Linked DNA regions of Mus musculus: all the other regions are linked to region 2. Evidence: chromatin loops called from intact Hi-C (ENCODE). Cell type or tissue: gastrocnemius. All regions are shown on one strand. Region 1 overlaps Gpr83 (G protein-coupled receptor 83). Region 2 overlaps Panx1 (pannexin 1). Region 3 has its middle 2.8 kb from the start of 1700012B09Rik. Region 4 overlaps Mre11a (MRE11A homolog A, double strand break repair nuclease).

Region 1 (4,000 bases), 150 kb before region 2:
TTGCAAATGGCTATTTGCATTTTGTTGTTGAAGGGAAGGCTCTCTGCTGGTTCCCATCGCGGAACGTAAGGAATTATTTTGGTAGTAGAAAAGCAAACACAGAAAATCACAGATGGGAATAAAGAAGCAGATGCAGATAACTGCAGGTCAGAGAGGGCTTAGGTGGGACACGGAGAGTCTCTGGCCCAGACAGTGTAGTAGGAACACACACCAGTGTACTGCTAGCAGGAGAGGTGGGCTGTTAGCACAGGAGTGAGCATATGGGGTGTTGCCCCATGGGTGGTAGGCACTCAAAGAGGACCCAAGGTCATCCCTTTTGGAAGAGGCCAACTCTGGGCCCAGGTATATTGCACCCACAAACTCCATAAGCACATATTGCTGAGTGGTTTTCAACCTTCTTAATGTGTGACCCTTTAATGCAGTTTCTCATGTTGTGGTGACCTCCAGCCATAAAATCATGTTGTTGCTACTTCATAACTATAGTGCTGCCAGTGAGCAGTGTCTCAGTTTCTAAGGTCATCAGAACCATGTGTTTTCTGATGGTCGTGACCCACAGGTTGAAAACCTTGAGAACCACCGGATTAGACCATATTAAAAAGTAAGAGTCAGGTTCAGAAATGCGCACGCTTTGCCATGATCATGTGACCAAGAATGATCACATTAGGTCCAGCATGTGTCTAGCTCCAAGATCAAGCTCTTATTGCTAGAGTGTCCTGCACTGTGATGATTTAAACAGACCTACAAAGCAAGTATCCTCCAGATAAAGAACCAATGTTTGCTCTGAGAGGACCCAAGAAGCATGATACGGCCCAATAGAGAACTGGCTCCAAAGACCCACACTCAAAGTCCCCATTCAATGTGAGGAATGGCTTTCAAGTAAAAATAAATGTTCAAAGTGGACAGAGCTGCCAAGGACACAGTGTCCCATGTCACCAGCCACATCTAAGTGCATCTGGTGACAGCTTGAAAAGAGTGTTCCTGAAGGAATTTACACATTGGTTGAGGGATGGACTGCCCAAATTTGAGATCGCTCTATTTCCAAACTGCCTTGATCATGTTAGAATCAGGTCTTCCCATAGCACAGGTATGCCACAACCCGCTGAGGAAAGTTTGCACACAACTGTTCCTTACCTCTGGTTAGTCTCCACCAATTCCATCAGAGATCTGGAGAACCTCTGCCCCAGGAACGAGTCTCACATTATTTAAGCTTCTTAGAAGAGTTGATTGGCTAAAACACAATATCAATTCCAAGACACATTTTGGCTCCATGTCTGCGATATAGGTTCCCTTTGAAGTGCATGGAAATCAGTCTGGGTTGGAATTTAGTAATGGGTTTAGTGGGTGGCATCAAATCAGCCACCCACTCTTCTTGCAGTGGGTGACAAGCGATTGCTCCTTATGGTCAGAACCCTCTATACCGTCCAGGGTCTGGAACTACAGAAGATGGTCAGGCCTCGAGGAGATGGGGGCGAGCTCAGGTCCCCTTCTGTCACCTTTGTACCCTCCTCACTCTGCCCTGCTCTTTTCACTTGCAAGAGGCCTTGGGACTTCCAGGAGTCACAGAGTCTACATGACACCCTCTTCCCACCCCTGGAGGTGAGCTGCTGTGGTAGGGGTGACCTCCATTTAACTCCTTGACTGCCTAGTGCCATGCGGGCATCACCAGGGAAAGTAAAGGGTACACAGCCTTTAATAAACAAGACCTGGGCTCTTACCTGCTTTCACCCTCAGCTGTGAGACCTTCACGTGTTTTCTAGGTCATCATGCATCCACTGAAGCCTCGGATCTCCATCACCAAGGGTGTCATATATATTGCTGTCATCTGGGTCATGGCTACCTTCTTCTCTCTGCCACATGCCATCTGCCAGAAACTGTTTACCTTCAAGTACAGGTGAGAAGTGTTAGTTGGAGTAGCCTGGGGCTCAAGGGAGAGTGTACCATGCTGACCTCCAGAATAGACCTGGCCCACAGTCACTGGGACTAAACAGGAGCCCCCTCTGGATGTGACTCTCGCTGTCGAGCGCACGTGCCTCATGAGCTGTTCTTGCCAGTTCTCATCCTGTCTCGTGGCCCATGCTGAGTCCCTGCATCCTCTTTTCAACCCACCCTTGCTTTCTAGTCCGTTTGCAAGGGCAAGGCAGTAGTTACCAGGTTCTGCCACCAGGGAGTGTGTGCTCACACAGATAACCACTCAGCCCTGTTTAAAATAAGCAAGAATTCCCTGCTCGCAGAACTTAGAAAGAAAATAAGCATGAGTATATGCTTCTGAGGCAGGATTCCCTATCCCCCCACTACCCAGTTTGATCCTTAACATATGCTCCTACCAAATGGTAAACTCCTTCTTTCAAACACTCAGTTAAAAACAACAACAGAACCCACACCTACTTCATAATCGCCTTTCTCCATGGCAGACTGCACAGAAGGAAGAGCGATCTCACTTTGAACTCATGATCTCTCTGAGTCGATCCCTAACTCTGCCTCCACACTGCAAACCTGCAGTACACATTCACCAACAGTGAACCAAGGAGGGAACTTTGAGTGGTTTTGTCATCTTACAGCTTTCCCCTGGGAAACAGCTGCCTCCTCCTTCCGTTTCTAGAAAGAATGTGTAAGGAAGCTAGTAAGGCCTGGACAGGGCTAGAGGCATGTGTACTGTACCACCTGCTCTCCTGACCTTCCATCTGTTTTAATGGTTGCTCTTTGGGGTGAGCACTGATTACAAAGGGGACTCAAGAAAGAGCTGGTTTCCTAAGCAGGGACATCGCTGTTTCATTCCTTCATTGATCCGTTCATTCATCATTCATTCATTCATTCATTCATTGAATATCTGTGGACCCACTGTGTCCAAAAGGTAATGCCAGGTTTAGGGGACACAGAGTCTGGAGTCTTCCTGACCTCTATAAAATGTTCCATGGAGAGTGAAGCATGATGGGATGCTTAGGCTGCATACCAAAAAGGCTGTGACAGATTGCCCAGCCTTAGGTAGGGAGGCCAGCATTCCTCCATAGGACATGGTAATACTGACACCCTCACTCATAGCCAGTCATCTTCCTTCCTCCTCTACCCCCCAACCCCTGGCTCAGTGAGGACATTGTGCGCTCCCTCTGCCTGCCGGACTTCCCGGAGCCAGCTGACCTCTTCTGGAAGTATCTGGACCTGGCCACCTTCATCCTGCTCTACCTACTTCCACTCTTCATTATCTCAGTGGCCTATGCTCGTGTGGCCAAGAAGCTGTGGCTCTGTAACACCATTGGCGACGTGACCACAGAGCAGTACCTCGCCCTGCGACGCAAGAAGAAGACCACCGTGAAGATGCTGGTGCTTGTGGTAGTCCTCTTTGCCCTCTGCTGGTTCCCTCTCAACTGCTATGTCCTCCTCTTGTCCAGCAAGGCCATCCACACCAACAATGCCCTCTACTTTGCCTTCCACTGGTTTGCCATGAGCAGTACTTGTTATAACCCCTTCATCTACTGCTGGCTCAATGAGAACTTTAGGGTTGAGCTTAAGGCATTGCTGAGCATGTGCCAAAGGCCACCCAAGCCGCAGGAAGACAGGCTACCCTCCCCAGTTCCTTCCTTCAGGGTGGCATGGACAGAGAAGAGCCATGGTCGGAGGGCTCCACTACCTAATCACCACTTGCCCTCTTCCCAGATCCAGTCTGGGAAGACAGATCTGTCATCTGTGGAACCCGTTGTGGCCATGAGTTAGGGAAAGCTGGAAGTTGGTGGGGGAGGGTTCTTTCCTCTCACAATTGACCAGACACTAACAGAGTTGGAAAGTAACACAGAAGCAGTGAGATGCTTGGGTTCCTAGGAACCTGTCCAGCCCCATCTGATTTGCAAACTTTCTAGAAGATGCCATGAGGTGGTGTGTGTAGATCTTTGAGCAAGAGCTCTGGAAACCACCTCAGCTTCAACAGAGGCTGGTCCAGTCAACCACCTCCAATTGTGTAGCATCTGCCACCTTGCCCTTCCTACTGCTGAGCAACCACAGGGGGACT
Region 2 (4,000 bases):
GGGATATGGCCCTCGCCTTATCGAATGTGGAAGGGGATGATGACTTAAAACATATTTAAGGCCCCGGGCATCTGCTTTATGCCAGGCAGTGCACAGGATGCCCCTGCCTGCCCCCAACACACACTGGTTCAAGTAGCAGCACCTTCCCAAAGACTACACAGCCTAACAATTAGAAATCAAAGCCCATGGTACACAGACATGTATGAAGGCAAAACACACATAAATTGAAAACAAAAAACCAAAACCAACAAAAAACAAGAAACTTTGAGTCTGAAACTGTTTGAAATATGGTCTCTGCAAACATAGTTAGCCAAAAAACTGGTGGCAGTAACGACAGGCCACAGGAGGGAGTCTGGTGAGATGAAGGCAGACACTGGACACCTCTGTCTACCATCCTCTCATCTCTGTCAGCATTTCCCTTTAGAGTTAGTCAATGGATCATGCAAGAGAATGAATCCCCACTGTGGAGTTTGTTCTGATCTGTTACAGTTTTTTATAGGGGCTCTGGGGAACATAAAATGTTAGCCAGCAAGGAAACTATAAAGGACCCCAACTCTTTTACACAGCAGGAAACCACCAGTAGAGAGTGGTCAAAAACACTTTTGCAAAACCACAAAGCCTACAGAGGATGCAGAGGCAGCAAGGCAGGGGGCACATAGCGGCACATCGAAGGTGAGAGGCTGGTAGGAGATGCCTCCAGTGAAGAAGAGCCTGGTGGAGCTACACAATAACAGGTGAGAGGAAAGGGAGGGTCTGGCTTGTGCTTCAGGTCCTGAAAGAACAGACAGCTGTAGCCAAGGGTACCATAGCACTGATCACCCCGGGGCGGGGGGTGGGGGGGGGGTGGGGGAGGACCCAGAGAGAGGAAGCAAGCTGGGGCCCTGCGATACATCAGGGTCAGACAGAGTGAATACTGGAAGGGACAGGAAGCAGGCAAAAACTAAAGCATCTTGTATTGAAAGACAAAAGTACAAAGGATGTCAGGCCTGTGCTGGGATGGTCAGATAAAAACTCACCTAGAGTCAGTTTCCAAATATGGGAAAAAATGGCAGCAATGAGCCCTGAGCAGTTTTCAGAATGGAGACAGGAAAGATGTCAAGGAGAAGACAATCAGGCTTTGTGCCTGTTGGCATCTGAGCAGCGGGTAGCACCTCAGAGGCCTGGAGAAGACAGCAAGCAGAAGAAGGAAAGGATGGAGCCAGAAGATTCAGAGCATCGTGCAAGAGGCAAAGCTCTGCCTGGGTCTAGATGTCACAGTGGTACTCTGCCCTTGTCTGAGAGCACTTCAGTACTGCAGACCAGACAAAGTTCTCCTGTGAAGCACCCTGACACTGGGAGCCACACTGTTACCTCTGCTGCCATTCCCTTTGGCTGCAGACTGTGAGAAGAGTGTGTAGATTAATGGGTAAGTGGTTACTGGTATAGAACTATATTTGGCTTTGGCTTGACAATATATGGTGTCACAGTTAGCCAACCTGACCTAGTGTTGTGGTCCTCAGACCAGTGGCTTCTCTCTCATTCCTGAAGCTGCCAGAGTCCCTGTAATGGCTAGCTTTGTCAACTTGACACAACTTAGAATCATCTAGGAGTCTCACTGAGAGACCATGTACATTGATTCGACCCAGGGCATGGTTGTGGGAAACTGCCCTAAGACAATCGATGTGGGAAAGCTAGCCCACTGTGAGAAGCACCATTCCCTAGGTGGGGCTGGGGTCCTAAACTGCACGAGAGTGGAAAGATCAAGCTGGGTACAAGCAAGCAATGACCACGTTGTATTCATTCCTCTCTGCCCTCGTCCGTGGATGCGATGTGGCTGTTTCAGGTTCTGTTGCCTTGACTTCCCCATAGTCAGATGTATAGACGAAGACATGGGCTATAACCTGCAGCTGACATTAGCTACTTCTCCTGTAAGCGGAATTTGTCAAGGTGTTCTATCACAGCAACAGAAATGAACTAAGCCAGACATGGAATTGCAGGTCTGAGTCGACATCCCCACAATGGCACACTGGTGTGCAGGCTCACACTGTCTGAGCAACAGCAGTCTAGTCTGGTGGCGCCCACTCAGGGATCCAAGCCTGCCCAGAATCTTGAAGGATTCTGAGAACACCACTTTCCTGGCACTAACCCCAATGTTAAAAGTTCTACTCTAGCAAGTGTGGGTGGGGTTCATTCCCGGGTTTGTACATATTCCAGGTAATGCCAGAGGTTTCCAGTGAATCCTCCAAGTCTCTATGACTCTGCTTTAGAAAAATATTTTGCCCACTTTGTTAAGTATTTTCTATTCTTTCCCGTTTTCTTTTAAGTGCTCTGTTTCAGAGAAATCTGATTAATCTTTGTCCATGATGAGCTGAACGAGACTAGAGAACAGAGTTCAAGCAGTCTTAGAGCGCCCTCTGCTGGTATCCTGGATGCACTCACTTGCCCAGCAAAAAATACCTGCTCTTAGTGCCAGGGGTAGCCATCAGCTGTGAAAAAAGCAGGGGTAGGAGTCCAGAGGAAGGGATAAGAGAAGGTCAGCCTAGTCAACAGGGAGAATTGACAATGCCAGTCCATGGTGACAGACACTTGAACATTACCCTGAAGAATGTCTCTGGAGTTTAGCTGGCACTGAATTGAGACATGCTTACACACACCCTGAACCCCTAGTCCCTTGAGAGCCATGCCTGGTGGACACACAAGCTAGGCGGCTGCCAAGAGCTGAGGAATGGGAGTTTAGTGGACACTGAGCTTTGTCTGGGAGGTCGGAGCTCAGTGGATGGATATGCAGAGGACTGTAAGCTGAACAACAGGAATTAAGCACGATTAGTCACTCAAAAAAGTGACTTAAAAAGACTGTTCTGAGGAAAGGGGTTTTGTAATCTGAAAATTCTCCCATTTCTTCTATTTAAAGCTATATAAGATCATCCTATTGCATTGTTATTTAACATGTAAATTGTACCACTATAACATATGTTTACTGTTTTTTTAAGTTTTAGATTAAACATATTTCTATATTTTATTTTTACAAGGCAAAAAACTGAAAAACATTCCGTGTGGGAATATAGCAGCTATGATTACTGATTTGTGCCCAACTCCAAAGCCACAGCTTTATGTCCAGTTGGCATGGGCTACTTCTCTAGTTAGGGAACAATCTTGGAAAAGTATATATTTTAGATTTACCTAATTTTTAATTATGTCTATGTGTGTGAGAGTGTGTGTATTAGGTATGTGTGGGGGTCGGATCCCCTGGAACAGGAGGTACAGGCAGGGGTGGATGCTAAAACTAAGAGCCTCAGAGACCAAGGTCCTCTGCAGACCAGAGCCTGCTCTTAAACAGTGAGCCATCTTGACTGTAAGCCCTGCTCATTTCCGGGACTCTCACAATCAAATCCCACACACTGCAAGGCCGTGGACAATGAGTCTTTTCTCTGACTGTTCTGTAGGCCAGTCCTACAGAACTCCCTCCGAAGGCCCTGGGGAGGCCACCTCCCCCACAAGTGTCCCCACATTCTCTCCCCTTGACGTGTGTCTATGTGCAATTTTTCTCCTCGTAAGAGGACACCATCAGCTCCAGGGTTGGTCCTCATAACTCACGACTGAATCTCTAACAAACTGTTCAACTCAAGTCATACTCTCAGTATACAGGGTTAAGATGGCAACATAATCTTGGGTGACAAAATTCAACCCCTGCCACCACACCCATGTCCTTCATCTTGGTCTCTGCCCCAGAATAGCCCTGGAAGCATCTGGCTCACCCTACTGTACTGACAAGCTTATATGTACAGGATAATCTGCCCTTTACTCCTGCCTCTCAGTGCCACTGCTCCCCAGAGTCTGTCCTCAGTAGCTTTGACTGTCAGCTTGACACAGCCTATAGTCACCTGGTGGGGAGCCTCGGATGAATTCACTTAGAGTGGCCTGGAGGTGTGTCTCAGGGGCAGGGGCTGTCACTATTACTAACTGATAGGAGGAAGTAGCCTATTGCAGGCAGCACCACTCCCTGGGCAGCTGGTGCTGAGCT
Region 3 (4,000 bases), 240 kb before region 2:
GACCTAACTATATGAGCACCAGATATAATAGAGGGAAGAAACTATTAAGCAGTGGAATTAGATGAAGTGGTTGCTCATCTGGAAAAAACTTGAACCTTGACTTCTAGTGAACAGTAAACTCAAACAGCAGCGTCTTAGGGTTTCCATTGCTATGAGGCACCATGACCAAGGTAAGTCATGTAAAGGCAAACACTTCATTGAGGCTGGCTTCCAGACTCAGAGAGTCCATTATCATCGTAATAGGAAGCATGGCAGCATTTAGGCATGGTGCTGGAGAAGGAGCTGAAAGTTCTACATCTTGATCCAAAGGCAGTCAGGAGAAGACTATCTTCCAGGCATCTAGGAGGAGGGCCTCTTCTGCAATGGGAGGAGCCTGAGCATGGGAGGAACCCTCTAAAGCCCACACAGTGACACACAGTGACACACAGTGACACACAGTGACACACTTCCTCCAACAAAGCCACTCTTAACATTACCACTCCCCAGAGGCCAAGCAAGTTCAAACCACCACAAGCAGATTAAGATGGATCATGGCCATAAAGGTGAAGCACCAAGACTTCTAGGCGATAACTATTGAACATGGCATGACCCTGAAGTTAGGAACAATTTCTTATACAAACAACAAAAGGCATTAACCATAAGAAAATGATAAGTTAGAGAACATAAAAATTAAGAGAGTCTCTTGATTGAAGTCAGCTATTAAGAGTGTGAGGAATCAAGTCACAGACTGGAAGAAAATTTTCTCAAAACACATTGGCCAACAAATAATGAGGACCCAGATTACATAAAGAACTCCTACAGATCAGTGTAAAGAGGGCATACAACTCAGCAAGAGATTGGAGAAAAATAGACAGATGGATACATGACAAAAAAGGAGATCCAAACAGCTGACAAGCACATGAGACATTGTCCCAAACTGTTACTCAACAGACCATGGAATGCAGTCTTCAAGGAGCTGTTACTTTCCACGTGTTAGAGTGGTTGCTTGCTAAACCAACAAACAGCAAACAGTCCAGCATCAGTCACAGGGGTTGGAAGGCGCATAGCAACTGGGTTCTCCTTCCCTACTGTTGAGCATCACCTAAGCTGGCCATAGAGGGTTAGGTAGGAGGGTTGTTTCTGTCCAGCTGGGGCAACATAGTAAGAGCTTGTCAGGAACAAAAGTGTAAATGTTAACCAGTTTGAAGAGCTAGTGATTTTTTGTTTGTTTTTGCTTTTACTAGAGAATGTAAGTACTTTGCAGTCCTCATATGAGACACACACGAACTGTGGAATAGATGCACCCAAAAGGTGCCCCAGAGTGGTCCCAGCGGCACCTTTCACCAGAGCCCCAAAGGCTCACAGAAAAATTAGAACTAAGATATAACTATCCATTATTGTGTTCTTAGAATACCATAATGAGAAGCAGCAAACTCCTTCTTTATGTAGAAATGTGAGAGATCCACAGATGTGATGTTGTACATAGTAAATTATTCCGTGGTGTAGCAGAAATTAATGATGAAGTCAGAGTAATGGACAGCTTTAGGAAAGAATAGTGGCTAGCTTTATAGCTGAGGGTGTGCTAGTGGCTAGCGTTGTGGAAATACCAATACCGAGGGTGTGCAAAGCAGGCTTTGGGGATTCCAACTGTATTTTGCACCTTGATTTGCAGGCAGCTACACAGTTTTGTTCATTTTGTATATAGTTCATCAAGGTTTCTAAGTTTGTGTCTGTATGTTATATCTCTACAAGGTAAAGATTAAGCATATTGTAGTTAACCTGAAAACTTAATAATAAAACAGTGTGGTATATTTGATCAAATAATAAAGAATTACACAGTTCTTGTTTCCTCTTTTCTCCAACAGCAAAAACTTGGAACTTATTTACTTTTTGGTTGTAGTCACTGCATTACTTTAGGTACTTTATTTTCTTCTTTCTTCTATGGCTTTGCCTTTTAAAGTTTTCAATCACCATATGTGTATGCCACTTCAAATTCTTTTGTGTATAAATTATTGGCAAAATCTATAAGATATTATTTTAGCTATTTCTATTTTTTTTATTCTGGAAAAACAAACAAACAAACAAAAAGAACAAGCAAAAGACAAAAACCAAACCAGGGTAGTAGATTTTTCCTCTTTGTGATTAAATGAAACTGACCAAAATGTACACCAGGTGGAGACAAAAACCAAAGATCTGTTCTGCCCTTGACGGACATAGAACATCACCACCACCAAGGGCCGCCTTTGCCCATTGCCAGGGAGTTAACATTGTAAGCTTAATTCTTCACATTTAGGACAGGTTTCAAGAACTCTTACCCATTGGTTTAGGTTTTGAATAACAAGTAAGTAACAGGGTGCTCTGTGCTATATTGCTTCAGAGAAGTGGATTCTGTACTCACTCCAGCATCTCCTCTCAATTCCTACAGCCCTAAATTATTTTCAAAGCCAACCAATCATTCTTGTAAGTAGCCATCATTTCAAATTTATTGAATGTTTCCAGTTGGATTAAATTAAGGGGTAATTGGCTTTATTTCCTTGTCTGTAAGTTATTGGAGAAGCTGCTCCTTATAAGGGCTTGCTTGGGATTTTAAAATTCCAATGACTTTTAACATGCAATTATTGATAACTTGCAATATCTCAAAGGATCCCCAAGAAAATGTACTTCCTAGAATTTGGGTAAGAGGTCATTATGTGTTCCTATGTGCTATAAAAAAAATAAGAGGATAAAATTAGTTATTCCTGGATATCTACCTTCAAAAATTATCTTCACTGAAACTGAGTGTAGTGGTCCAGACCTGTAATTCCAAAACTCTGTAGGCTGAAGCAGGAGACCATGAAGTCAAGCCAACCTGGGCTATCAGGTGAGTCTGTTCTGCAAAACCACTAAAAGAAATCAATGTAGTTGCAATATATTTTCTGTGCAAAGAACAATATTCTGCTCAAAGGACTGTGGCAGCAAAAAAATTTTTGAGAGTCACGCCTGCCTAAATACCACCCATAGTCAACAGGTAGAAAGTTCCAACCAACCACAAGATGACTTGTCTAGCCATTCTGCAATCCGGCCATTGTCCATGTCACTAAACAAATCTGGGATTTGTCTTTCTGTCTATAAATGGGTTTTCTCCCCAGAGGAACAATCATTTCAAGAAAAATAAGTCAAGTAGTTATCAGTATCTGGATGTGTTTCAAATTTAATCTGTTGACTGCTACCATCGCCTAGTAACCCACTGCCCCACTCCTCTACTTCACATCTAGTCTTGAAACAAGGTAGTGTAAGTTACCAGCCATTTTTCAGAGACTTTTGCCTATTTGTATTTTTATGCTCCAAAGTGAGATTTGCTTCTTATTGTGTAATTGTACCGTAGTGGCTATTCCTGGTTGTCAACTTGACTATATTTGGAATGAACTACAATCCAGAATTGGAAGGCTCACCAGTGACCCTAATCTGGAGGCTGGGATATAGAAGTTTCTGACCTGGATCTTGGTATGAAGATCTTGAGGCATAGTGGCTATGGATTCCAGAAGATTAAGACAGGGAGATCACTGAGTTCAAGGTCATCTGGGATTAAAGATGTGGTGGTACACACCTTTAATCTGGGCTACACCTTCTGCTGGAGTCCATATAAAGACATTGGAAGAGGGGAATCTCACTCTCACTCCTTCCCCTGCTTGCTGTGTGGGACTGAGTAACTGCTAGATCCTTGGACTTCCATTCACAGCTACTACTGAACCATTGTTGGGAATTGGACTGCAGACTGCAAGTCATCAATAAATTCCTTTACTATATAGACACTATCTATAAGTTCTGGGACTCTAGAGAACCCTGACTAATACATGTACTTATATGAGGTTGTTGAAACAAGTAAGCTCATTGGTGTGGAGTAGAAATGTGTTTTCCAGGGTAGGACACAGAAGGAAATGAGGAGGAGGTGTTCATTGGCCACAGTGTCTTAGTTATGAAAGTGTCTAAGTTCTACATGTCTGCGGGGCGTCACTGTGTCTGTGGGTTCACTGTTCTCTGT
Region 4 (4,000 bases), 190 kb before region 2:
GTGTGTATGTGTTTGTGTGTGGACATGTATGCAGAGGACAGTCTTGAATGTTTTTCTTAGATGCTGCTACTTTACATGTGTTTATTTGTGCACGTGGGGCCAGAGATCAATGTGGGGTGTCTTCCTCTATGGCTTTCTCCCTTATTTTTTGAGACAGGGTCTCTCACTGAACCTGGAGCTTACTGATTAGACTAAGCTGCAGGCTCACATGCTGCAGAGATTGTCTGCCTCTTCCCAGCGCCGTGATAGTAGACGCATGAGTGGCACCCAGACGTTTAGTGTGGGTTCTGGACCCACACTCAGGTCCTCATGCTTGTACAGCAAGCGCTTTACCCATCAAACCGGCTCCCTAGCCACTCCTGCCCGCCCCGAGACAGCACATCTTGCTGGCCATGAGCCTAGTGATCCTGCCTTTTTGGGCTCCCGAGTGTTGGAATTATAAGTTGGGATCACTGTACGTGCCTTTCACATGGGTGCTGGGCTTGAACTCACATCCTTATGCTTCCAAAGCAAGCACTCTGTCTACTGAGCTATCTCCTCAACTTTTCCCTAGCTTTTTGGAAACTGAATTAACCTACCTCCTTTGTACCTCATATCCTACAGCTTCAGTCCTCATCCACTCCTAGCTTGCCTACTTGCTACCCATCTCATTTAGTGCTCCCCACCTCTCTTGATGCCAGTGGTCCTGTTAGAGCTTGAGGAGTCCCTGGTCTCCTGCTATCAGACCGCTTTATAACTTGCCTTATGTCTGCTGTGGGGCTGTGCCTCAGCATTGTGACTCCCCACTGTTCGGCTTTCCCCAGATGCCTGTATTTACTCTTCAGAAGCGGGGAGGAGGGGTGGGGGTGGGGGGTGGAATTGTTTTCTAGTTTTATTAAAACCTGTTTGGGGTTTCTTCTCTCTTTTATGTTTTGACAGATCTCAGTGAAGAGGTCAGGGCACATTTGCTTTCATTCTATTTTTAATTTAAAAAAAAAATCCGTTTAGAGTTAGTGTTTGGCTAAATCTCAAATTTGTCTTTTGTAAATGATTTCTTATAAAATAAAGAAAGTAGATATGCTTAGTTCTAAGATTCTTTCTCAGTCTTTTTTTCTTTTTCTTTCTCTTTTTTTTTTTTTTTTTTATGTAAGTACACTGTAGACACACTAGAAGAGGACATTAGATCCCATTACAGATGGTTGTGAGCCACCATGTGGTTGCTGGGAATTAAACTCTGGACCTCTGGAAGTGCAGTCAGTGCTCTTTACCACTGAGCCATCTCTCCAGCTCCTTTCTCAGTCTTTTTATAACTATATATATATATATATATATATTGTTATATATATTGTTATATATATATATATTGTTATATATATATAAAACAAGATAACAACTTATTATCCATGTGTTTCTGGATATAAAATTTATTTTAGAGGAAATTGCCATATTTAAAAATCAGAAAGAAAATAAATGCACCCTAAAATGTCATGGTTTTTTCTTTCTCTTTTTAATTAAGAGCTCATTCTAAAAAAGAAGCTCATGACTGTCTTTTACAAACATTGTGTGGGATGCTGAGTGATCTTCAGCCTCTTCTTTGGTTCTAGAAGTGCTGAGTACAAACCCGAGTTTTCTTGGAGACCCTCGTAAGAGGTCTCCTGCGGGTGGCAGCACAGGTAAGGTAAGGCAGTGTGAGACACTCCTCCCACATCTGTATAGCACACTGAGTTAGTTAGTGGGTTGATATGACTGAATGAGAGGTGGGTATGATGCTGTCTGCTGATGTGCCATCTCTGCTGCCCAGGCCATGAGCAGAGCCCGGGCCCTCAGATCACAGTCAGAGACCTCCACCTCAGCCTTTAGTGCTGAGGACCTGAGCTTTGATACATCGGAGCAGACAGCAAATGACTCTGATGACAGCCTGTCAGCAGTGCCGAGCAGAGGCCGAGGCCGAGGCCGAGGGCGAAGAGGAGCCAGAGGGCAGAGCTCGGCACCTAGAGGAGGCTCTCAGAGAGGCCGAGGTCAGCACCCATCTTTGTCTTTCAACAATGCAAACTTGCAAGCTACAAGAGAAGGGCCAAGTTGTGTCCTTTGGTCAGAATTGAATTAGGAGGTTTTGTTTCTAAAACAGTTGTTATTTTTGTGATGTGTAACAGCTACCTGTAGTAGAACTTGGACAGTTTGTAACTGGCTGTGTGCAGCCATAGGGTTTTAGTTGTTTTTAAGTTATAATTAAGAGCCTCACTGTATACTTCTCCTGTATATATTCTCTCATGTATGGAGGAATAATGATTGACAAATGTGAATGAAGGAAGTGGCTAGCAAATCACAATTCTAGATCAGAGAAATATTGCTACTATCAGGAGATAAAGTACTTACATGTTAGTCTCTCTGAGCTTGTTTAAGAGTGAAAAGGACACTAAACAGCTTACCTTCTAAAGGCTGTCACAGCACTGCTGTCATCACTGGTACTGTAGTTCTGGATGGTCCAGATGACAGAGCATTGCCATCCAGTGATTTCCTAGTATAGTCCATAAATCTTTCAGTAGGAATTGTTCTTCATTGAATATTTGTCCATGGAGGGCTGGGTACATGGCTCTGGGGTTAAAAGCACTAGCTGTTCTTCTAGATGACCTGGGTTCAATTCCCAGCACCTACATGGCAGCTCACAACTGTCTATAACTTCAGTTCCAGGGGATCCTATGCTTGTTTCTGCTCTACAGGATCCTGCATACATGTGAGGCCATAAACTTGCATCATCACACATACACATAAAAATTTAAAAAATGTAAAAAGAATATTTTATCCTAGGGAACCTGAGCTGGTAACATAAAGAATGACTTACTATAAGAGCTTTGAAGAGCCAGGCATGGTAGTGCACACTCAGATTTCTGTGAGCTTGGTCTACATAGTAAGTTCCCATGCAGCTAGAGCTACATGGTGAGACCTGTCTCGGAAAAACAAACAAATCAAAAAAGAGCTCTGAAGAATCAGTCTGTGGTTGTTTTATCATCTTTACACTTACAGCTTGTGTCCTAAAGCGTAACCGAGGACCAGGGTGACTAAGGACAGTCTGAAATCTGACGCTCAGACTCTGTTTTGTATGTGCTGCTGGCTTTCTGTGCACTGTTTGTTAGTGAGCTCTCCCTTCTGCATTGTGCAGAGGGAGGTTCCTGACCACTGTGATTCCTCTTGCAGACACTGGGCTGGAGATCACTACTCGAGGCAGGAGCTCAAAGGCCACCTCATCAACATCTAGAAACATGTCCATTATAGACGGTGAGTACAGAGCTGTAGCTTATATTTTCCATCCCAGGAAGGTTGAAGGCGCCTCCCTGGTAACTGCACTCACTGTAGTAGCAGCCATTGAGATGTCAGGCTAAAACACTCTGGAGAAATAGTTCTTAGGCTTGGAGAGGCAGCTTTGCAGTGTGCGTGGGGGACTGAGCTGAGCTGAGCTGAGTAATTCCATGGATAAAACAAGTAGATCCCAATGTCTGGTGCATCAGGAGGCACCTTCAAGAGCTTATTACTATAAAAAATAGGAAATGGTGGACTACAAAAACAGAGTGTTGAAGTGTGTATGCTTCCCTGCCAAAGCCCCAGTGAGCTCAGCATGATACTAGGCTCAGTGGCTAAACCAGTGCCTCAGCCCAGCCTGCCCTTTCTCATTCAGGGTTAATGGTTTTGTGTGAAACATTCCTTGATACCAGTGTGTATACTCACCTTAATTAAAGGAACTCTTCCTGTTTTCATTGTTGGAAGGTATCAGCTGTTACCTTTCCTTAAAGTAAAACCTCTTTTTCCCTCAGCTTACTCTCTGTGGTCTTACTTGTGGTGGTGGTGGTGGTGGTGGTGGTGGTCGTGGTGGTGGTTATCCTGTTTAGGACTCATTGGGCTGTGTAGAGGTATGTGCACTGGTGTGTCATGACACTCTGCTGTGCTCTTGAACTTCTGTCTGGGTTGACATGTCCCCACCCATCCTTTTTTTTTGTTTTGTTTTGTTTGTTTGTTTGTTTGTTTG

Evidence for each region. A loop is a pair of places that touch in the nucleus more often than their neighbours do. Peaks named below come from ENCODE experiments on the same cell type or tissue, not always from the same donor. Only the 100,000 strongest peaks of a DNase experiment are listed, where the experiment ranks them.
Region 1: it touches region 2 in a loop (7-fold over the local background); 33 of 42 quality-filtered maps call a loop at or near these places.
Region 3: a loop joins it to region 2, with 5 times the contacts of the local background. A loop is called at or near these places in 26 of 42 quality-filtered maps.
Region 4: a loop joins it to region 2, with 3 times the contacts of the local background. A loop is called at or near these places in 4 of 42 quality-filtered maps.

What each region holds. Positions count from the first base shown.
Region 1 is chr9:14,865,092-14,869,091 of GRCm38, forward strand. Gpr83 (G protein-coupled receptor 83) reads left to right here. Exons shown (of 4, transcript NM_010287.3): 3 at 1,758-1,891; 4 at 3,084-4,000. The coding sequence ends at 3,708. Among named protein-coding and RNA genes, the nearest start is that of Gpr83, 6.9 kb to the left of the region's middle. In gastrocnemius, a CTCF peak has its summit at 2,167; a DNase peak (open chromatin) is centred at 2,135.
Region 2 is chr9:15,013,347-15,017,346 of GRCm38, forward strand. All of the region lies in intron 2 of Panx1 (pannexin 1), which reads right to left. Among named protein-coding and RNA genes, the nearest start is that of Panx1, 30 kb to the right of the region's middle. In gastrocnemius, a CTCF peak has its summit at 2,402 (motif pointing left); DNase peaks (open chromatin) are centred at 2,086, 2,403 and 2,661; H3K27ac peaks cover 617 bases.
Region 3 is chr9:14,771,850-14,775,849 of GRCm38, forward strand. No RefSeq gene overlaps it. Among named protein-coding and RNA genes, the nearest start is that of 1700012B09Rik, 2.8 kb to the left of the region's middle. In gastrocnemius, a CTCF peak has its summit at 2,159 (motif pointing right); no DNase peak of the experiment used is centred here.
Region 4 is chr9:14,823,361-14,827,360 of GRCm38, forward strand. Mre11a (MRE11A homolog A, double strand break repair nuclease) reads left to right here. Exons shown (of 20, transcript NM_018736.3): 15 at 1,781-1,997; 16 at 3,175-3,255. Among named protein-coding and RNA genes, the nearest start is that of Gpr83, 35 kb to the right of the region's middle. In gastrocnemius, a CTCF peak has its summit at 1,598 (motif pointing right); no DNase peak of the experiment used is centred here.